Linked DNA regions of Homo sapiens: all the other regions are linked to region 1. A link is a contact called in ENCODE Hi-C data. All regions are on one chromosome and are shown on one strand. The core of a region is the stretch at or near the end of the contact, and the rest is flanking DNA. Distances in the headings are between cores, read along the strand shown. Region 1 holds the start of LINC03016 (long intergenic non-protein coding RNA 3016). Region 2 overlaps ICA1 (islet cell autoantigen 1). Region 3 overlaps ICA1 (islet cell autoantigen 1). Region 4 overlaps UMAD1 (UBAP1-MVB12-associated (UMA) domain containing 1). Region 5 holds the start of ZNF12 (zinc finger protein 12). Region 6 has its middle 23 kb from the start of ZNF12.

Region 1 (3,554 bases), core at 302-2,801:
TTTGGATTCTTTTATCTTGCCATAAGAAATTACTTTCTTCAATCAAGGGTATAAAGACTGCTGAACTAGTTCATAATGAGGGTAGATGAAGGAGGTATCCATCTTCAAGAGTGGTAAATAGTTGACCCATACAAAGGACCAGCAGCCTCATGTGGACCCGTCTTAGCATCCTTCTCTCCTTCTACTCCAAGGGTGAAGAGTACTCGGAAGTTACTATTTATTCTCAAATCCTTGTGTCAGATTATTTTCATATCTTTCTTAGATCTGTTCTGGCTTAAGTCTTATTCTCTTATTCATGGAAATAGAAGACACTGAGCCCTTTCCCACATAAAAATATAGGACTACTGATTTCTAGAGCTTAAAGATGTTCTAACGCCTCGTTTGAAAGATTCAGAAACAGATCTAGAGATGTTAAAGTTTAGAAAAATGACACAAATAATGCCAGAAGTGGCAACAGAACTCAATTTTCCTGACTCCCAGGTTAGTGGTCTTTGTACTAAATGCAATTTCTTATCTTCCCTGAACAACCTGAGCTATGTACTTTAACAAAATTTTTTGTGGGTACATAGTAGGTGTACGTATTTATAGGGTTCATGAGACACTTTGATACAGCCATGCAACAAGTAATAATCACATCATAGAAAATGGAGTATCCATCCCCTCAAATATTTATCCTTTGTGTTACAAACAATCCAATTATACTCTTTTAGTTATTTTTAAATACACAATTAAATTATTGACTATAGTCACCCTATTGTGCTATCAAATACTAGATCTTATTCATTCTTTCTGTTTTTCTTTGACCCATTGTACTGCTAGATAGAACTCACATATTTGGTCCCTGCCTTTTCCCACCATTTGCAAATAGATTCTAGGAACGATCCTAATAGTTGCCAGGCACTGTTATCAGAGATCAAATCTGTCTTGTTTCCAATTGTGCCTGGGACATAATAGGATTTTTTTTTTTAAATAACAAAGCCATGTGTAGTGCTGCATGCCTGTTGTCCTAGCTACCCAGAAGGCTGAAGCTCAGGAGTTCAAGTCCACCCTGGGCAACAAGACTCCATCTCCACAACAAAAAAGTTTAAAAAGGTTACTATACGATTACTATACATTGTATGTATCAAAATATTACTCTCTCCCCCATAAATATGTACATTATATATCAATTAAAAGGAAGTAAATGGTGAGCATCCTTTCACTATGAAGAAAAGTTCTCCATATGCCCCCTACTTTCTTCTGTTTCATTTTTATGGAGACCTCTAAACAAAATGCTTTTCTCATAGATATGGAGGGACTCCTAAACAGGTTTTCTGCTTGAGAAAATCTTGATTTGAACTCCACGTATCATACACCATCAGGCAAAAAACCTCGCATTTACGTTGGAGAATACAGTCCAGAAAAAGAACAAAACCTCAAGTGTGGGCAGAAGATTGTGTGTATTTGCTATTAGGGAGGAGAGCTCAGGTTCCTTTTCTCTACAGTGACCATTAGACATTCCAAAGCACTGTCACTTGGTGTAGCTCAGTGCTCTTGGTTACTGAAGCAACAAGTGATCTCTGATGACAAAACAAAGGTAGGGTCGTGCCTAACACTGGTAAGGAGAAAACTGTGTCGAGTTAGTTAATAATTAATTTACATGTCAAGTTACAAGTTTTCTATCCTAAAATCCAAAAAAAGCAACAGCTCTTTTTTTTCCTCCAGTCATTAAATCACCCATTCAACAAACTTTCACCAGGCTCATGGTTTGTCAGCTATAGAAGAGAAAGGAGGGCGAAACCTGTGGTTAAGGCTTGCCTGAAGGATCTCACATTTGGGTTGGGGGCTGACATGCCAGTGAACAAATAGCCTCCTCAGGACTATGATAGAGGTATTTACAAAGAACTATAAGAGGACTGTATATTAAGTGTTTAGGGATCTGAGAAGTTTCAAAGAAATTGTGGCATTTGAACTGGATTTAAAGAATAAGGCTCAGGTACAACTTCATGTGAAAGAGTCGATATATTCACAAATTTGCCAAAGCCCAGTTAACTTCAATTCTTCGAGAGTTCCAGTTTTTTCCCAGGTGCAGTCAGTGTACCATTTTTTTCTGAGACCCACAGCCATTTTCTTTCATTGGCATGTTTTTAGGTTTATTTTTCAATAACTCCAGTACCCCTGAAATTTCCTTCCTTAGATCTTGAATAAATATATTCAAGTTGGGCATTACTGCATGGTTTGAGGATAATGTCTTTCCTGTTAAAAATATTTTTAAGTTTTTATACAAAGGTAATGTATGTGCTTGGTAAAAGAGAATGAATATAAAATGAAAAGCTATAATCTGCTACAGCCCCACCCAGCAGTCCCTTTGTCCAGCCATAAACAGAAAATAACAGAACTGTACTCATTTCCAAACTAAACACATCATTCTGCTCCTTGCCTTTTCTGCTTACTGTTTAATAACTTAGAGATAATTCTTTTTAATAGTTAACTAGATCTCTGTATGGATGTGCCACAATTTTTAAGCCATTCCTCTATTGATAATTGAGTTGGATACTTTTATTATAATTATTGCTGCACTGAACATCCTTGAAATGATTGTGTGGGTACAGCCATAGGATAAGTTCCTAGCAAGTAATTGCTGAGATAAAGAATGTATGCATTTAAATATTCATAGATACTGCCAAATTGCCTTCTTAAACTGTACTGTACTACCTTATACTACTACTCAACATTTGCGAGTATATTTTCCTGCCCCTTTTACCAAAGTTTTTGATTATTGAACTTACTAGTTTTATCACTGCATTAATATCTGATAATTGTTGATTTGTACTTAAGGTTTGAGTTTTTTTTATACATTGGTAATTTGCATTTCATCTTCGCCAGTTTTTAATATTGAATTACTAGGGTTTTTAAAAATTTTTATAAACTCTCTGAATATTGGTTTATTTATATGTATTAGAACTGTTATGATTATTTCGTACTTGTTTTTTCCCCACACAAACCAATTAATCTTTTCTTAGGGCTATTGAATTGTGTGTCTTGCTCACACCAAGGTTTATTTATAATATGCTTATGTTTTCCTCTTACTTTCATAGTTTCATTTTTTGTGTTTATATTTTTGATCCCTCCAGAATTTATTTTCTTATATGGAGTGAGGTAGGAAAATGGCTACCCGTTTGTTGTAATACACTTTATTTGACGATCCTTTCTTTCAACATTTATTTTAAATCACCATTACCCCATGATATTTCATTATCGGTTTGTGTATAAACTGTATTCTGGTCTGCTTATCTGCCTATTTCTTGTGCAGTACATTGTTTTAATGATTTCAGATTCATAACACTTAATAACTGACAGAATGAATTACCTACTTAAACATTTCGTACAGACACTGTGGTGGATTCTGCTACATATCATGGCATTATGCCATGAATGCTTTCCAGCATTACTGGCAGAAATAGCCACCCTTAAAATATGCCCCTCGTGATCCTCAGCGGTTCCCAGGGTACAGTGTAATGTGTACCCAGAAATGGGTTGCCCTCTTGCCCATTCCTGGGCTGCCTCCTAGGGAC
Region 2 (3,554 bases), core at 701-3,200, 880 kb after region 1:
CATGTGTCTTTATAGCAGCATGATTTATAATCCTTTGGGTCTATACCCAGTAATGGGATGGCTGGGTCGAATGGTATTTCGACAGTGTGATATTAACAGGGTAGTTCAGGAACCACTTGAGCCTGCACATGGTGGGCGAGGCAGGACTGTAAGGTCAGGCAGGTGGCCCACCTCTGTGGATGAAGGCAGGAGCTGAAGGAAAGGAAAGCAACCTTCGCAGCTCAGGATGTGTCCATCAACACCTGTATCTACGCATGCTCCCCTCTCCAGCATCACCTTTTTAAGGATTATTAACATTACAGAACTCTATACTTCCTACTTTCAGGTAGGACTGGAATGCCCAAACCCTTTCTTATAGTTTACTTTTTGCCCTGACTGAAACCAGATAATTACTGAACCAAACCTATTCTATTGAAACCAAGTCAAGTCAATGTGTAGACCCTGGAGGAGCAGATAATTTCAAATGCACCTTGGAAATGACGTATGTTCCTTCTACAGTCGCTTTATACAGCCCTCCACTAAGTCAAACCCTCAGGGAGGCTTCACTACTTTAGTACAGATGTCTGTCCAGGGAAGATCATCATTAACATTAGCAAGAACAAATAATAAACTGTAAGCCTTCTAAAAATAACCACAGACTGTAATAGCTCCATCTTTGTTTTTATTGTTTAGGTTTTGTGCTATGGTGTTTATAATGGACTTTGGTGGTTTTTGCTAACTCAGCATCCCTTCCCTCTGCTTCTTCAGTTTTCCCTTTGGGAAAATGCCTTCTCCATGTGATCCTGGTGAGATGCCTCTGGAAATGACTCCTTACCCTCCACCCCAGTGAATGACTGATGAGGCTGGCCAGAGTCCTCCATCCCCCAGGCATGGTGATTGGCTCAGGGGTGGACACATGCCGGACACCTCCCGGAATTTGGTATATAGAAACTTAATGGAAGAGGGCCTCTCTTTCTTTGGGATTCCAAGCTCTAAAGATGCAAATTTCAGGCTCCCAGTGATAATGAAGTCAACACATAGAGGGAAACAGCCTCAAGAAGTGGAGAGAGAATCCTGACAACATTGTCTAAGCGCCTGGATCCAGCCTTGCTTGAAGCCAATCCACAACTGAGTGTCCCCATTACATGGATCAATACATTCTTTTTTGCTTTTAAAAATTTAAACCTAAACTATTTCAAATAGGGTTTTTCTATCACTTGCAATCAGAAAACTTTTTACTAATACATATCCTATTCAACTCAAACTTTTTAGTGACAGAAAAGAGAAAAGGACCCTTGGTGAGGATATTGCCTACAGCCAGTTCTAAATACAGATTTTGCCTACACTGAGGTCTACCAATGAATTTAGCCTTTTATTTGGCTTCTTGATTATTCAACAGCTAACAGGCCACACAGTGCACATTTTCTCTTTTAAGAGAACTTACTACTTAGCTAAAAGCAATGAAACTGGCACTGACTTGAACCATAAAACACAAAAACCTCCCAATTATTGCACTGATAATTAAGATGCTTAAAATTATTACACATAACACGTAAGAAAAATCTAACTACAAGTAGAAAAGGACGGGTTCAGGTCTGTAACCAGACAAGTTGAGACTTGAGAAATAGCTCTATAGTCAGTTGGCTCTTGAGAATCATGCTATCATTTTCTTTGAAAAAAATTCAACTCAACTGAGAGATAATGGAGACACATGCAGAGATGTGATAAGCTCTTTGGGAGAAACTCTAGTAAGAAACTCCCAACTGGAGTCAGGGCTTCCACCCATGCAGATGTGGACTGCTTCTGGGTTATGGTGCCCCAATCCTGCTTTTGTGTTAAAGGATGAACAAGGGTTGAGGATCTCTCAGGTGCCAAACCCACAGATGCTACACCAAGTTCCCTTCACTCTCTTGCAGGCTCCCAAGTCTCTGTGTTTACTTGCTTACCAGATAACCTAACTACAGACACTGCTGCAAAAATAAGAGCCAACAGACATGACGTACTCACATCCTCACCTGTCTCCAACTCCGTGACCTTGCAGGCATTGCCTCTCCTTTCTAAGATAAGCCCTCTCTATGCCCTCCCCTCCTTCCTGAAGCCTGCTCTGTTCCCACCATTATTCAGATCCAGCACCTTTAGTCTTTCATTTTCCAATGCTTCCTTCCCCTAGCCGCAGGAGATGTGTGCCTATCTCAACAATAATCAGCCTTCACTTGATGTTGCTCTCCACCCTCCCCTCACACTTTCAAGTTACTGTTCTGGTTTCTTCTTCCTTCCACAACCACATACTCTACTTTGGCTCTACTCTTTTCTCAGCTGCCTGTAATTAAGTTCCTGCCCCCACCCTATACTGAAATAGCTCTCTTGAAGGTCAGCAGTGAGATCCTCATTGCCAGTTCTGAGGCTCTTTTCCCAGGCCTTTACCTGTACAGCATCATTTGTACCACTGCCCAGCCTGGAAATGCTGCTATCTCCTGGGAGTCCCCATGAGGCGGCTCTCTCGGATGACCTCCCATCTCCCTGACAGTACCTTCTCCACTGCCTCCTCCTATTCTGGCTGCCCTTAAGGTTTCATCCCAAACCATCATACCTTCCCTACATTCTCTATAGAAGATCTTTTCTATTCTTAGGGTTCCAATGTCACCTCAGAAGGTTCTCCAATCTCTACCTCCAATTCCAAGTTCTTTCTGGAACTCCATTTGCAAATTCCTGTCTGGGAGCCCTTCTGGGTTTGCCCATTGGTGAAGCTGCTGGTGCTCCATAGAGGAACCCTCTTACTGTGTATCTTTGCTTAGTCTGTGTTATGGTTTGCATATCTGTCCCTTCCAAAACTCATGCTGATATTTAAACCCTAGTGCGGCAGCTTGAGAGGTGCGGCCTTTAAGAGGTGATTGGGTCATGAGGGCTCTGCCCTCACAAATGGGTTAACCCATTCATGGATTAATGAATTAATGGATTATCATGGGAGTGGGATTGGTAGCTTCTATAAGAAGAGGAACAGAGACCTGAGGGAGCACATTCGGCCCCCTCACTATGTGATGCCCTAAGCCGCCTTAGGACTCAGCAAAAAAGGCCCTCACCAGATGTGTCCCCTCAGAATTGGACATTTTAGCCCCTATAACTCTAAGAAATAAATTCCATTTCTTTCTTTTCTTTTCTTGTTTTTTCTTTATAGAGTCTCACTCTGTCATCCAGGCTGGAGTGCAGTGGTGCAACCATAGCACTCCAGGCTTGAATGCCTTCTGAGTAGCTGGGACTACAGGCACATGCCACCATGCCTGGCTAACTTTTAAAACTTTTGTAGAGATAGGGTTTTACTTTGTTGCCCTCTTGGTCTCAAGTGATCCTCCTGCCTTGATCTCCCAAAGTGCTAGGATTACAGGCATGAGCCCTTTTCCTTATAAATTATCCAGGTGCCAGTATTCTGTTTTATAAGCAACAGAAAGCAAAGTTAGACAGGCTGGCTGTGAGATTACTCATTTACTCAAAGGCCTTCAGTGGCTCCCTGACTACTGGCTAAAGTAACACTCTGTCTAGTGGTATTCAGGATGTCTGCAGTCAAGCACGAATGCAGC
Region 3 (3,554 bases), core at 1,055-3,554, 860 kb after region 1:
AGTGTCTTTGGTTGGCCAGAGCTTCATCCAGAGCTCACTGGAAGGTGGCTTGGCAGGAAGAGGGAATCTTCCTACAGCCCTCCTCCAAGGGGGACAGAGGCTGGGGGCAGAGAAGGAGGCATTTAAGCTTTGCTAGCCTCCTGCTGCCTCTGAGGCTGTAGGACACGTCATTCAAACCTACCATCAAAGTAGGCTTCTGATTTCAACTTGGATCTCACGGTAGCCCAGTGACACCGCAGCAGCCATGATGGGATGTAGGCAGGAGAGCGGTGGCCTGGAAACCGCTTCTAGACAATCCTGTATTATTTAGATCCACATAGAGATACACGAAAACCCTTTATACCAAATAAGAGTAAATAATTATACCAATATAAACAGGGCCGTTGACCCTTTCATTTTATTAAAATGGCACATAATTATTAAAACAGCATACTGATCACTTTATACTTCTGCTAGCCCCCAGGGGAGCTGCTGGGGGCGGCATGTGAGTGCCCTCCCGAAGGGTACAGATTCATGCATTGAGCAATTCGTGTTCTTTATCGGTTTTCCCAACAGCATCAGGATTTGAGAGTGGGTCGAGGTCAGCGAAGAGGCTGAACCAGGCAGTCAGGTCTGAGGCAGCCTTAGCAGGTTCTGGGGAGAGAAGAGGAAACATGAGCAAACGCACCTTCCAAATGTCCACCTCTGCCATGCGGGATGCAGGCAGGTCCAGGTCATCTTCAAATGCAGATTGTTCAATCAGACAAATCCCTTTGCACTCTCTCTGACAATAGTTAGGGAATTCCAACTCCCGTGGCTGGTTGGCCAGTTAACATTTCCAAACCAGGGCCTGAAGCTCCGAGAATAACAAGCTCTTGTGTTAACAAACTCCCACCTGCACCCCAACCCCACTAATGGCCATAGCCCATGAAAAGCTGATCAAACCCTCGGGCCCTGCCACTTCACCACAACCAGGAAATAGCATAGTTATTTCAGAAATCAGACTGAATGGCTGAGGAAGCAAGGGGCTTTCCACTGTCTGCTGGAGGAATCTTTTCAAATCTGCTGGGTCAGGAGAAATATTATGGCCACTCTTTCTACCCTTCAAAGCAACAGGCCCAAAAGTGTTTGGCGCCCAGGCCTGGCTTCTCCTCTTCTCTCAGGGTCACTGCCTTCTTCAATCCTTTCCTGTTAAAAGGAGGGCCCTGACATGCCTTCCCTTCTCCCAGGGGGTCAATTCCCCTCACTCTTCAGCCTCATTGGAATACTCCCTTCTGCTCTTCCACCTAAACACCTGCCCTAACTTCCTGAATACCACGATTATACAGCCAAATTATTTTCCAGATGAGGAGAACATTTTCAAAAGAGTGCCTCATGCAAGTGATTTCTAAATAAGATGAAGGCTTTGTTTAAAATACATAAATCATTCCACATGAGAATCTAAGTTCATTGGCTTGGATGACCTGTGTTTTTTTCTTCTCCAACAGGTGGGAGTGTCAGAAACATGAAGAAAACGTCTCTGATGGGTGATCCTTCTAGCTGAGAGCAGCTAGGAATGTGCTTGCCATCTGGCTGAAAAGAGTCTCAGGAAGTGTTGGTAGGACAAGTTGCTAAAAGTGGTTAGTGAGGGGATAGAGGCAATGGGATTATATCAGTATAAACAGGGCCTTTGATCCTTTCATCAAAATGGCACTGAAATGCTAAGATAGTGTACCGATCACTTTATACTTCGGATTCCCCTCCCTCTTTTTGTAAAAAAAGTCTTTTGTAGATATTAATGTATCTACATGTAAAAATCAGTGTATCTATGATGGTGAGAAAACTATATCAAGACTAGTGGGTAATATGCAAGTTATTACTATGTAACATTGAATTCCATGTGCAATTAGCCCTGGAATCATCTGGTTTATCTTGATATGAGTATCAGAGACAAGAGAGCTCACTGTAGCTTAGTTGGAGGGGGAGTGGGCAGGGTATTGCCTAAAAAAAGGCAATACTGATTTCGCTGGATTAGCCTATCTCTATTCTTGCTAGAGGATATCAAAATATCTTAAAGACGACTCTAGTGAAAAGATGCTACATGCTTGTTTCCCCTTCCTTCTAACCTCCTCAAGGGTCTTAGGAGGTCTTCTGAGCGTTCTCATGGCCTTGCCGTGAGGAGCCAGTGATTGTGCTTTGGGACAATCCTCACATTCCCCAGGCAGCCACTGTTGGAGACAAAGCAGGTGCAACTTATTTGCATAACACTTAAAAGAGCATCATGGGAACATTTTTTGATGATAATGGAGTACACACTTCCTTCAACTTCCTGTGGCCAACAAGAGAAAGTCAGTGATACCAAAGAAACAGAGCTAGAGCTGCAAACACAGATGATATCTTCAGTCGAGCAGAGGCTCCCTTGGGGGACCTGTCCCAAAAGAGAACAGATCTCATGAACTTGAAATGACCTCTTTTGACAACTATGAAACCTGGCCCTTTCTGAGGTGCACAAATTAAATGCCCTATTTGGTGGTGGCAATGGTATTTCTGGCTAAAAATAGCAAACCTCAGAGGCCTTTCATACCTTGGTATTTCCAACCAAACTTGGGGACCACCCAACCACATGTAGATATTTGACTCATCCACATTAGGTACAATTTGATAAAGGGAATTATGAATGAGGACATTAAGCCAGAAAAAGAAGTCAGAATGTAATTTCTGGGATTATGCGAAATTCTCCATCTCATAGCCCTGTCTTGAGCCCTAGATGTTCAAATGGAAATTAGCAAAGTAGTACAGAAAACAGGTTAGGCCACTGGAAAGGAAGGCAGCTGTCATTTCAGAGAGACAAAATGCTGTTATTACCTTTCACTGCAGGGCTGTTGTCATTTGGACTGCTTGTCTTTGGTACTGGCCATGGAGTAGGAGGGGGATTGACATTGCTCTCTGACCAGTCTAATATTCAAAACCAGAGCATATCAGATCTAGTGAAGAAGTCACATGGACCCACCAGTTGATGGCCACATCCGTGGTTGCCTCCGAATAAAAATAAGACATTTCTCCCATGTTCCTCATACTGGAATACATTTGAGGAGATAGGAGATATGCATCATCGAACCCAATCCAAAAATATGAAAAATGAAGGAAAAGGTTAGATTCTGAAAAGCAAATAAACTATTGCTATGGATAAGGCATCTTTGCTTTTTAGCTTTATTTATGCCCATTTTTCTTCTCAAGCACAATCGTTTCATGATCATACCAAAGATTATCAGTGGTGCTCTAAGGAAAGCAGGTGCCTTGTTTTTCTGTCACAAATGGGGAAAAGCTTAAAAAAGAGAACACCATTAAATGAAGCAATAGGACTAGTAACTGCACATCTTCTCGACTTCCAATATGATCCAGTCCTTTTATTTTCTACACAGCTAATTTAAATTGGGAGATTTAATTAATACAGATAAGTAAATAACAGTCCAGTCCAAATATATGAGGGGGAAAGAAATCCCTCGTTAACTTTATGCCCCCCATTACAATGGTATTTGGCTTGTGATATGGTTAGGCTTTGTGTCCCCACCCAAATCTCACCTTGAACTGTAATC
Region 4 (3,554 bases), core at 661-3,160, 560 kb after region 1:
AGTCTCTTTTTCTCATGGCCATTGTAAATTTTGTGCCTAACTTTGTTTTTTCCCATTTTCCATTGGCTAGGGGGAAGCTCAGACCTAAATTTACAGTTCAGTTTTAGTAACTATTTAAGACCTTATGAGATATGCATCTGCTTGCTTTATTTTCCTCTCACCTGATGCTCCTGTTCTATATTTTTCCTGGACGTAATTTTTAAATTTATTGTGAGTCTTTTTAGTTGCCTCATTCATTTTGTAGAGGAAAGGGTTAAAATATATTCCTATATGTAAGTATATTTATGTAATACTTCTACAAAATATATTTATATTTAGAGTGTACTTTTTATTTTAATAGGTTGTAAGTGGTATACATAACCTCTAATTTTAATCATCTTTTGCTCCTCTTTCAAATCTCTGATAAAATCATACATAGGGGTTTGACTGCGAGAACGTGTGTGACATTGAGTACCTTCCTTAACCTGTCTCTCCCATGCCTCAGGTGGAGTATGGCAGTCAGCTACACACTTACCTCCAGTGCGATGTGATTTCTTCAGGGTCCTTATTGATTTGAAGATGCAGGTGAAAGGAGCCTCCTTTCCAGGTCATCAACCTTGCCAAGCTGCTTTCGGGCAGGGTGTACCGCAGGCATCTTGCAAGTCTCACTACTTGTCACATCAGCCACTTCATGGTCTCCCTTCTGTATACACTTTCAATCCTAGATATGCTTTTTAGATGGCTTACCAGTTGGATTTTTGATATCAGTATAGAGGATGTAGGACAAGTGCCTTTCTAACTTAGAGAGAAAGATTGTCTCGGGAGTGATGGTTCCTCACAGTGGCAGATTTTCATAACCCTTGCTGTAGTATGGATAGCTGTAAGAATGTGAACTGTATCAGACAGACTTGTAGCTCAGATCTTGGCTTTACCACTTATTGTACAGGGTTACTATAAGAATTTGGTGAGTCAATATGTAATATTTATTTGTATGTCTATATACACAGTATCTGATGTATACTAGATACTCAGTAAGTATTAGTTTCTTTTTAGATTGGAAGGAAATTATGGTTAATGCCTTAAAAATCATGCCAGAGTAGAGTAGAATTGATTAAATCATTTAGGAATTATGCTCAATTGAGAGTTACAGTAAAAGGCAGGGGTTTAATTTGGGGCTTAATTTTTCTCATGTGACAAGAAGTCTCATAGAAGGTAGTTAAAGTATTGATTCAGGAGCTCAGGAATGTTAAGACCAAAGTCCTATAGTTCCTCATAGTTGCAAGTTAGCTATTGCAGCTCCAGCCATCATATCTATTTTCCAGGAAGCAGGAAGGAGGAAGACAGCAAAGGGAGAATAAAACTGTGTCCAGAAACTTTTCAAAAAATCTCTAACAGTTTTACTGGCCATATTATAACATATGGCCACCCCTAGTGGCACGGGAGCCTGGTAAGGAGCCTACTTTAGCTTGGTACTTTGCTACTACCCCCAGAAAAATCAGGATTCTATTAAAGATGAAAGGAAGGATGAATATTGGGTAGGCTACAAGAGGTCTCTGACATAGATATCAACCTATTTTGCTTTTAGAAGGTTCATTTGTCCAACAATAGATATCAGTGGAGGTGGGGGAGGACAAATAGAGAGAAGCATTCATTAGTGATGCCTGGATTCTATTTAGGGCCACGAAGTCTTTGAGTAGTCATAGTGGGACAAGAAATAAAGAAGGACATTAATTTAAAAAAAAATCTTGGATAAGCTAAGCACAATGCTGGTAGGACCTTTACATGTATTAACTCATTAATTTTTACAGACGAGGTAGGCAATATTATCTATATATCTTATAGAGGAGGAAACCAAGGCTCAACAATACCCATTTCCCAAGGTCACAAAAAAAACAGTAACATTAATGGAACCGGAATTGAGACTTGCGCCTGACTAACCACAAAACCTATGCTTTGCATCGTGTTGTTTTCCTGTCTCCACTATATAAATAACGCTGCAGAAACCTGCTGTTTCACTTTGCTTCTCTTTTCCGTAGTGCCTTCTCCTGTGAGGTCCACAATAACTATATATTGACTTCAATGATTTGTGTGCAGAACTAAACTGAGTGTTCTATAAAAGATTGCTGCTGTTAGTTGCTGAAGGCTGTAGAGATGAGGCCGGGAGAGGAAGAAGTGGTGCTTCTCTCTTATCACCGCCACTCAGAGGTGGGAATGACTGCCTTGGGATATATGCCACCAGTGTCGGTAGCATTCAAGGACATTCTTTGGGACAAAGAGAATGTGGCAAAGCAGCAGTGACCAATCTGAGTGAGCCAAAGTCCAAAAGGAAAGCTGATAGAATGAGTTGGCATGGAGGTGTATCTTCTCAAGTCAGAAGCCTGGGAATTATCTTTGACTTCTTCCTCTTTCATTCTCAACCCAATTGATCACCAATCACTTTATTTCTACCTCCTCTGGCTACCTTGCTTATCTGTCCTTTCCTCTACCTCCCCACTGCAACTACAGTGGTTCTGGCCTTATCTTTCACATGGATTATTACAAAGAGTTTTTGTAATAGCCCTTAATGCCCAGTCCTACTTTCATTCAATCCATTCACCCACAAATCTGACCATGTAGTTGCCTTACTTGATGGCATCAGAGGCTCTTCAGCTGCCTGTAGGATAAAATCCAGTAATTTGTGTCTACTGTGCATATATGGTCCTTCGTGGTCTGGTCCTGCTCCTCTGTGTAAACGTTCAGGTCTGTTCTGTGTCACCATACAGAGTTTCTTACCATTTCTTGAGTATATTCCTTTCTCTTGAAGTTTGTGCAATTTCTGTCACTTCTCTGAAGAACTTTATCCCATACGTCTTGTGTTCACTGAGCAAATTCCTGTTCATCCTTCAAACCCCTGCTCAAATATCTTTCATCTTCAATGCCATTTAGTCTCCCCTCTGGTCCCTTAACACCTTGTACATCTGACCAGGAGTGCCATGAAGTGGGGATTCGGGTTGACTCATCATTGTTCCCTGTGCGTGGCATGCATCAGCCACTCAATAAATATTTAATGTTTGATGTGTGCAGGAACAGTCAGACTAGACAAAAGACAGAAGAACTTGTTATCTAAGTATTACTCTTAACCATGAAAAGCTCTAACTTTGGATAACCTCCTTACCTTTCGGTGCTAGAGTAATGGGAATATATTTGAAACATTACTTCATCTCTCCGAAGTGAATTATTCTCACCAGGTTCTTAACAGTTTCTGTTAGTTTTTCAGGTTATGTTTAATAATTCCCATGATACCAGCTGAATGATGATTCTAATTCTCAAATCCTAAAGTGACTCTTGCCTCTCTTGTCCAATTTAACCTGCCACATTGATTTTTTATTTGTTATGTATTATGACTTTCCTCAAAACTTGGTTGTATTTTGGATTTTCTTTTCTGTATCTCATCCGTTTTTGCATCCGTTCCTGACTAAAGACACATTTTCAATGGTACTTTTTACCTTTTAGATGTTTCAGTATGTTCCCCCCACCCCCTTTTCTTTGAGACAAGGTCTCACTCTGTCACCTGGGCTGGAGTGCAGTGGCATGAT
Region 5 (3,554 bases), core at 781-3,280, 550 kb before region 1:
TTTTTTGTGATAAATGCCAAGAACATAAGACGCTTGTACTCTGACTTCAAGAACTCTTTAAGGATCACGCTATCTGCGCATATGAATATGATAAAAAGGCTTGGTGCTGATGGCTACTGTTCTGTCTGACCAAATCTTGTATCTATTTCTACTTTCCCATTTTAAACTTTGAACCCTTAATCTCCTCCTAAGGTGTATTGTAAATCAGAGTAGAGAATAAATACATGAACAGAAACACTCACCAGGGATTTATTCATTTTCTGCTGCTCTTGGAAAAATCTGGAGGACTGTGAAAGCGGAGGCAGATCTGGGGAAGGAAAACCCAAGCCATGGCGTTATGAGCGGTCTGGCCTGCCAAGGCGGTCATCTCCCGCCCAAAACCTACACAGAAAGTTCCAAGAAGTACATCTTGTGGGAGACTGTCCCTTTAAGCCTTCAGAAGGGATTGGAAAATGATCAGGAGGGGGACCGATCTGCACATTTGAAACTCACACATGGCTACCTTGTGACTGAGTGGATGAGATTCTCATGGTGAATGAATACTGGATCCTACTGAAATAATCTGCCATCATTAAATGCAAGATTTAAAAAGGAATTCTGGTGACCAGCCTGGCCAACATGGTGAAACCCCATGTCTAGTAAAAATACAAAAATTAGCTGGGCGTGGTGGCGGGCGCCTGTAACCCCAGCTACTCGGGAGGCTGAGGCAGGAGAATCGCTTGAACCCGGGAGGCGGAGGTTGCAGTGAGCTGGGATGGCACCATTGCACTCCAGCCTGGGCAACAAAGCGAAACTTGTCTCAAAAACAAACAAACAAACAAACAAAAAACAAACAACAAAAAATGAATTCTGTAATACTCATCTATTTTCTTACTCTTTTAAATAAAGATCAGAAAATCCACAGGATGCCCTAAATAAAGGAATACAGTCGGCATAATTGAGTCTTTATTTGCAGAAACTTCAGTGTGCTACTCAAAAGGATCTTTTATTGAAGAACTTACGCTCACTTAACTAGGATACGGGGGACAGAACACTGGCCTGGGAGATAAAACTCCAGAGTTCTACTATGAGCAACTCCACCCACAAAACCTCGGACAAGTCACCCACCTGCTAAGGCCCTTCCCCTAGCAAATGAGGCAGCAAGAGATAGTTCCTGCAGGCTGTTCCTGCACTACAACGTATGATTCCACAAGAGCAGACCTAAGGGGGAATCAGCACTTAAATGAGAGAACAGAGGTGCTGACGGACGTTTAGATACGGTAGCAATCTGGAGCAGAGAGAGGAGGAAGGGCTGCTGGGGTGAGGGGGGAGTGGAGACAACGTCCGCAGCTGAGGCTGGTGACACCCCCCACGCCCCCGTAAGCCTCGTCCTCGCCGGACCCTGCCTTCAAACCCAAACACACGTCACTCCTGCAAGCGATCGAGACCTTCCACTGTCCCTCACTCTAAGGTGCCCTACACGCGGTGACTTCACCCAGGCCCTTCTCGCCCCGGGCCCGCAAACCCACGACTTACCCTCCTGGGGCTCCGCAGCCTCTGCCCCACCGCTCCCGACAGGCCGGGGCGGGATTGCTGTCGCGGGCGCGCGTCTGCTCGCGAGGTCCCTTCCTGTCCACCTCACCAAGGCCGTTCTGCTCCAGAGGGGCCCGGGCCGGGCCTACGGGACAAATCCAGGCGGGGCGTCCCTCCCGGAGCCCAGATCCGTCTCCCTGGGGCTCACCGTCCTGCGGAGCCGGGGCCGGGCCGTCGAGGACGCACACGGGCCGGGCCCGGGTCCCGCCGCCCCTTCGCCTCCGCCGTCGTCACCGCCCGGCCGGCCCCTTGGGCCCCAGCGCCGTCGGCTCCGGGGGTCGTGCTCGGGGATCCCCGCTTGAGCCTCCGCCTGGCCCGCACAGCCCCGCGCCCGCTTGGGTGCCGGCCCGGCTCTTCGGCGCCCAGCCCCGCAGGCTCCGCGATTCTCGCCCACCGGAGGCCAAAGCCTGGGAACTAGGGCGAGCGGTGACCTGGGGACGCACAGGAAGCGAGGGCACTGCGGCCGCGGCGCGCATGCGCGAACACGCACACAGAGAGGGGTGCACATGCGCAGGAATGCACCGGAAGTCCGCCTCCCGGGACCCGCCGCCGGTCCCAGGACAAATACCGTGACTCTATTTCCCATGAGCCTACGCGCTCCCCAAATTTAGGAGCCATTTGAAATGTCTCTATCTGGTCTAGCGGTTAAGAGGCTCTATGCTAAGAGAATTGGCAACGCCGAACCCCAGACTCAAATTTCTCCTTAGTTTAAGGGAACGTCTTCATGGGGATGTCTTGACTATCTTTAAGGGAACGTCTAGAAAGTCTCTGCTTCCTGTAGCATCTCGTAGACCATGCCTGGGCCAGTCCTGCCTTACCGGAGAGCTCAAGGCTTAAAATCAATGTCCATGTGCAACCGTGACAAATGGAACAAGAGGGTGCATCATGCTAGCTTATGATCACAATGACACATTTAACGAAAACTTCAGTAAATAGAGCCCATGGATGAAATAATAGAGGATTAGCCTGGGACAGGATACCATCCTCGCCCCAACAAGGAGAAAAAGAATTCCAGCTTTTCCAAATCACTTTGAATTAGTGATAGCTAGAAAACTCAGAGAATATGTACAGAATTGAAAGAAGAAAAAAATTAGCCAGAACTCTACTTCCTGAAGAGGATGAGGCAAGCAGAAGAAGAAATTTGCGTCTTAATGGAAAACGAAGCACATTTAGAAAGCCATGTTACTTGATTCCAACCCTGTTCCTTATCTTTGAGGTATTTTACACCTCTTTGAAAACTGTAGGTAATCGATGCAAGTTATGTTCTGTCTGGTGGAAGTTGGTTGACTTCCCACAATCCCCACTAGAGAAAATGCAGTTTTGACTGCATTTCTCCATTTACATAATCATTTCAATATTCCTGATCTGAAAATATGTCTGTTTCTCAGATTCTCTCTCTCTCTCTCTTTTTTTTTTTAATTTTGAGACAGGGTCTCACTCTGCTGTGCATGCTGGAGTTCAGTGGCGAGATCTTGGCTCACTGGTTCAAGGAATTCTCCTGCCTCAGCCTCCCAAGTAACTGGGATTACAGGTGCACACCACCAAGCCCGACTAATTTTTGAATTTTTAGTAGAGATGGGGGTTTCACCATGTTGGCCAGGCTGGTCTTAAACTCCTGACCTCAAGTGATCCACCCGCCTCAGCCTCCCAAAGTGCTGGGATTACAGGCATGAGCCACCATGTCCAGCCCTCAGATTCTCTTTTGAACCAGTTATAATATCTGCCTGTTTCCTCTTGAATTAAATAAAATCTTTAGCATGTGCTCATTTTTATATCTGTATCAGAGTCATGATTTTACTTTTATGTTTTAAGGTTTTCCAGGTCTTTGCAGAAGTCCCTGATGGAATCACATGACTGAGCCAGGAAAACCTCAGGACTGGAGTGCCTCATGAACTGTTGAAGCCCAGGTGAATCTTTTCTTGGCTCCCAGGAATGAGTCCAAAGTGCCAGTAGAAATTTGCTGGCTTCTCATTTTTCAGTAA
Region 6 (3,554 bases), core at 695-3,194, 530 kb before region 1:
GGACATGCCTTGTCATACTCTCCTCCCTTCAGAGTTTAGGCACAGCTGACCAACATTAACACTAGACTACAGATCATAAGACTGACAGAACAGGCTCTTTGTGTCAGTAAGATACCCAACTCCAACCAGACTCTGATATAGCATCACGTGACAGATAGCAGTCCCTGAAGGAAATCATAGTATTTTACCCCATAATATATTTTCTTTGTCACACTTTAAAATAGTCCTGCAAAGCCATCTCTTTGGGGGAAATTTGCATTCTGTAGAGAATCTCCTTCCCTTACAGAAAAGAATCCAGGTCTTTTCTCGAGATTCTGACACCTTTTAAGATCCAATAAGAGATATTTATCATCTATTCTCTCTGAAGCCTGTTCTGAGGCTTCATCTACATAACAAGAACCTTGGTTTCCACAATGCCCCTTATCTTAACTCAAGCTTTTCTTTTCTTTTCTTTCCCTCCCTCTTTCTTTTCCCTCCCTCCCTCCCTCCCTTCCTTCCTCCCTTCCTCTCTCTCTCTTTCTTTTCTTCTCTGTTGCCCAAACTGGAGTGCAGTGGCACCATCATGGCTCACTGTAGCCTCAACTTCCCAGGCTCAAGCGATCCTCCCATCTCAGCCTCCTAAGTAGCTGAGACTACAGGCATGCACCACCACACCTGGATAATTTTTTTTTTTTTTTTTGTAGAGATGGGGGTCTTGCTGTGTTGCCCAGGCTGTCCTTGAACTCCTGGCCTCAAGGGATCCTCCCAGGTCACCCTCCCAAAATGCTGGGATTACAGGCAAGAGCCACCGCAATGGCCCATTTCTTTACGTCATCTTCCAACTGTTCAGCCAACACTTAACTCTGAATCAACTGCCAATCTTTGAATCTGCTAGTGACCTGAAAGCCTTTCCAGGCTGACCCAATGTGTACATCCCATGTATTGATTTATGTCTTTGCCTGTAACTGCTGTCTCCCTAAGATGTATAAAACCAAGCTGTAACCCAACCACTTTGGGCTCACGTTCTCAGGACCCCCTGAGGCTGTGTCACCAGCCATGGTCACTCAAATAGGAGGCCCAGAATAAAACTCTTTACAAACTTTGAGTCTTTTTGGTCAACATAACCTAACCCTAAACATAATCCTCCTGGGGAAGGTGAAATCACAGGTATCTTTTCTTTGTTCGATTTGTGTATTTCCTGATTTCTCTACAGTTTTTAGGCATTTGCTGTGTGATCTAGAAAAGCTACAGAGTCTCGCTCCGTCGCCAGGCTGGAGTGCAGGGGCGCGAGCTCGGCTCACTGGAACCTCCGCCTCCCGGGTTCAAGCGATTCTCTTGCCTCAGCCTCCGGAGTAGCTGGGATTACAGGCACGCGCCACCACGCCCAGCTAATTTTCGTATTTTTAGTAGAGACGGGGTTTCACCATGTTGGCGAGGATGGTCTCTATCTCTTGACCTCGCGAGCTGCCCTCCTCGGCCTCCCAAAGTCCTGGGATTACAGGCGTGAGCCACCGCGCCCGGCCACAAATTCTATTTTCTTTCTCTTCCTTGGAAAGCATCGCTGGGCATTTATCCTGTCCTAGTATTTGAGTGAAACTTCTCTTAGCATTTCAGCGCAGTGACCACGATACACCCTTTCCTTTCCTTCTCGTTATGGGAAACTCGGTTCTAACCTGGAGGCCTTGGGCTCCAGGACCCAGTCACTGCAGCCCTGGACTTGACCCTAAAAGGGAATAAAGACAAATGCGAAGTTCAGTCCGGGGATCAGGGCTGCCGAAGCTCATATAGCCTGGGGCTTCTTAACCTTTAGACGGGGTAGAGACATTTGAAATGGCCCCTAAAGTTGGGGGGCGCTGGTAGGCTCATGGGAAATAGAGTCCGGCCCTTGTCCTGGGACCAACGGTGGGCCCTGGGAGGCGGACTTCCGGTGAACTCCTGCGCGTGTGCGCCTCTCCCTGGGTGCGTGTTCGCACATGCGCGCTGCCGCCGCACTGCCATCGCTTCCTGTGTGTCCTCAGGTCACCGCTTGCTCTAGTTCCCAGGCTTTGGCCCCCAGTGGACGAGAATCGCTGAGCCTGCGGGGCTGGACGCTGAGCGCCTAGGCCAGCACCTAGGCGGGCGCGGAGCTATGTGGGCCAGGGTTCGCACGGGCCGGGTGGAGGCTTGAGCGGGGACCCCCGAGCGTGAGCCCCTGAGCCGGCGGCCCTGCGGCCAGGGGAACCGGGCGGGAGGTGGCGAAGGTGGCAGCGGAGGCGGAGGCGAAGGGGCGGCGGGAACCGGGCCTGGCCCGTGTGTGTCCTGGGGGCCTGGCCCAGGCCGCCGCTGTACGGTGAGTCCCAGGGAGGCGGATCTGGGCCCCGGGAAGGACACCCTCCTGGATTTGCCCCGTAGGCCCGGCCCGGGCCCCTCAGGAGCAGAACAGCCTTGGTGAGGTGGACAAGAGGGGACCTCGCGAGCAGACGCGCGCCAGCGACAGCAGCCCCGCCCCGGCCTCTGGGGAGCCCCAGGAGGGTAAGTCTTTGGGTTTTCGGGCCCGGAGCGAGAAAGGCCTGGGTGAAGTCACCGTATGTTCGGGACCTTAGAGTATGAGGCGGGGGAGGGTCCGATCGCTTGCAGGAGAGGCGTGTGTTTGGCCTTGAGGCGCTGCACGGGAATATCTGGGAGGACGAGGCTTACGGGGGCGTGGAGGGTATCACCAGCCTCAGCTGCAGACGTCGTCTCCACTCCCCACTAACCCCTAACAGCCCTTCCTCCTCCTTTCCGTGCTCCAGATTTCGACCGCCTCTAAACGTCCGTCAGCATCTCTGTTCTCTCATTTAAGTGTCTGCTGATTCCCCCCTTAGATCTGCCCTGGAGACTGGTAGTAATGCAGGAACAGTCTGCAGGGATTCTCTCTTGCTGCCTCAGTTGCTAGGGGAAGAGACTGGGCCTTAGCAGGTGGGTGACTTGACCGGGTCACTGGCTTTGTGGGTAGAGTTGCTCATAGTAGAACTCAGGAGTCTTATCTCCCAGGCCAGTGTTCTTTCTCCCGTATCCTAGTTTTCTTAGTAGAAGGTTATTAGGTGCAGCAATAACCAAGTTCAGTTAGATAATTTAGAAACAAAACCATATTTTATACACATTCATTTCATTTCTGAGAGCTCACATACTCAATTCCTATGGTTTCTTTGATTTTAAGCAGTTTAAAGAGACAATAAGAAAATGCGGGCCGGATGCAGTGGCTCACACCTGTAATCCCAGCACTTTGCCGGGCTACAGCAAGAGTATCCCTTGAGACCAGGAGTTAAAGAACAGCCTAGGCAACATAGGGAGACCCTGACTCTACAAAAAATACAAAAGTAGCCAGGCATGCTGGGATGCACCTGTGGTCCCAACTACTCAGGAGGCTGAGGTGGGAAGATCAATGGAGCCCAGGAGGTGGAGGCTGCAGTGAGCTGTGAATGTACCACTGCACTCCAGCCTGGGTGGCAGATTGAGACCCTGTCTCAACAAACAAACAAACCACAAAAAACATGAGCCGTATAATGGGAATTTTTTTTTTCTTTTTGCGGGTTGTATTTGATGATGGCAGACTA

Evidence for each region. Hi-C counts contacts between places; a loop is a spot of excess contacts on that map. Pooled maps may share reads with other maps.
Region 2: a map of natural killer cell shows a loop between it and region 1 (6-fold over the local background). The contact joins the enhancer-like site here to the promoter of LINC03016 in region 1. A Hi-C loop is called at or near these places in 1 of 168 maps with a recorded cell type or tissue (natural killer cell), 18 of 37 single-sample maps with no recorded cell type and 10 of 50 pooled maps.
Region 3: a loop to region 1 is called in a pooled map, with 4 times the contacts of the local background. The contact joins the enhancer-like site here to the promoter of LINC03016 in region 1. A Hi-C loop is called at or near these places in 1 of 168 maps with a recorded cell type or tissue (natural killer cell), 7 of 37 single-sample maps with no recorded cell type and 4 of 50 pooled maps.
Region 4: a map with no recorded cell type shows a loop between it and region 1 (6-fold over the local background). The contact joins the enhancer-like site here to the promoter of LINC03016 in region 1. A Hi-C loop is called at or near these places in 7 of 37 single-sample maps with no recorded cell type and 5 of 50 pooled maps.
Region 5: a loop to region 1 is called in a map with no recorded cell type, with 4 times the contacts of the local background. The contact joins the promoter of ZNF12 here to the promoter of LINC03016 in region 1. A Hi-C loop is called at or near these places in 3 of 37 single-sample maps with no recorded cell type and 2 of 50 pooled maps.
Region 6: a loop to region 1 is called in a map with no recorded cell type, with 7 times the contacts of the local background. The contact joins the enhancer-like site here to the promoter of LINC03016 in region 1. A Hi-C loop is called at or near these places in 5 of 37 single-sample maps with no recorded cell type and 5 of 50 pooled maps.

The regions. Positions count from the first base shown.
Region 1 is chr7:7,253,603-7,257,156 of GRCh38, forward strand. LINC03016 (long intergenic non-protein coding RNA 3016) reads left to right here and starts at 1,552. Exons shown (of 4, transcript NR_108073.1): 1 at 1,552-1,576.
Region 2 is chr7:8,130,166-8,133,719 of GRCh38, forward strand. The region is part of intron 12 of ICA1 (islet cell autoantigen 1); the gene reads right to left. Among named protein-coding and RNA genes, the nearest start is that of ICA1, 130 kb to the right of the region's middle. RefSeq lists a silencer at 3,499-3,548. Within about 2 kb of position 1,951, at least 6 of the 41 ENCODE cell types and tissues checked have a DNase peak (open chromatin) inside an H3K27ac peak, as active enhancers do; they include natural killer cell, where a contact is called at or near this core.
Region 3 is chr7:8,113,412-8,116,965 of GRCh38, forward strand. ICA1 (islet cell autoantigen 1) reads right to left here. Exons shown (of 14, transcript NM_001136020.3): 14 at 1-633. The coding sequence ends at 512. Among named protein-coding and RNA genes, the nearest start is that of GLCCI1, 150 kb to the left of the region's middle. RefSeq lists enhancers at 832-931, 952-1,141. Within about 2 kb of position 2,305, at least 4 of the 41 ENCODE cell types and tissues checked have a DNase peak (open chromatin) inside an H3K27ac peak, as active enhancers do; they include natural killer cell, where a contact is called at or near this core.
Region 4 is chr7:7,814,326-7,817,879 of GRCh38, forward strand. The region is part of intron 3 of UMAD1 (UBAP1-MVB12-associated (UMA) domain containing 1); the gene reads left to right. Among named protein-coding and RNA genes, the nearest start is that of RPA3, 97 kb to the left of the region's middle. RefSeq lists enhancers at 1,821-2,010, 2,879-2,968. Within about 2 kb of position 1,911, at least 3 of the 41 ENCODE cell types and tissues checked have a DNase peak (open chromatin) inside an H3K27ac peak, as active enhancers do.
Region 5 is chr7:6,704,917-6,708,470 of GRCh38, forward strand. ZNF12 (zinc finger protein 12) reads right to left here and starts at 2,031. Exons shown (of 5, transcript NM_016265.4): 1 at 1,516-2,031; 2 at 243-307. The coding sequence starts at 257. RefSeq lists a silencer at 1,647-2,006 and an enhancer at 1,700-2,199.
Region 6 is chr7:6,727,812-6,731,365 of GRCh38, forward strand. No RefSeq gene overlaps it. Among named protein-coding and RNA genes, the nearest start is that of ZNF12, 23 kb to the left of the region's middle. RefSeq lists enhancers at 813-1,788, 1,840-2,049 and silencers at 2,200-2,309, 2,720-2,769. Within about 2 kb of position 1,945, at least 39 of the 41 ENCODE cell types and tissues checked have a DNase peak (open chromatin) inside an H3K27ac peak, as active enhancers do.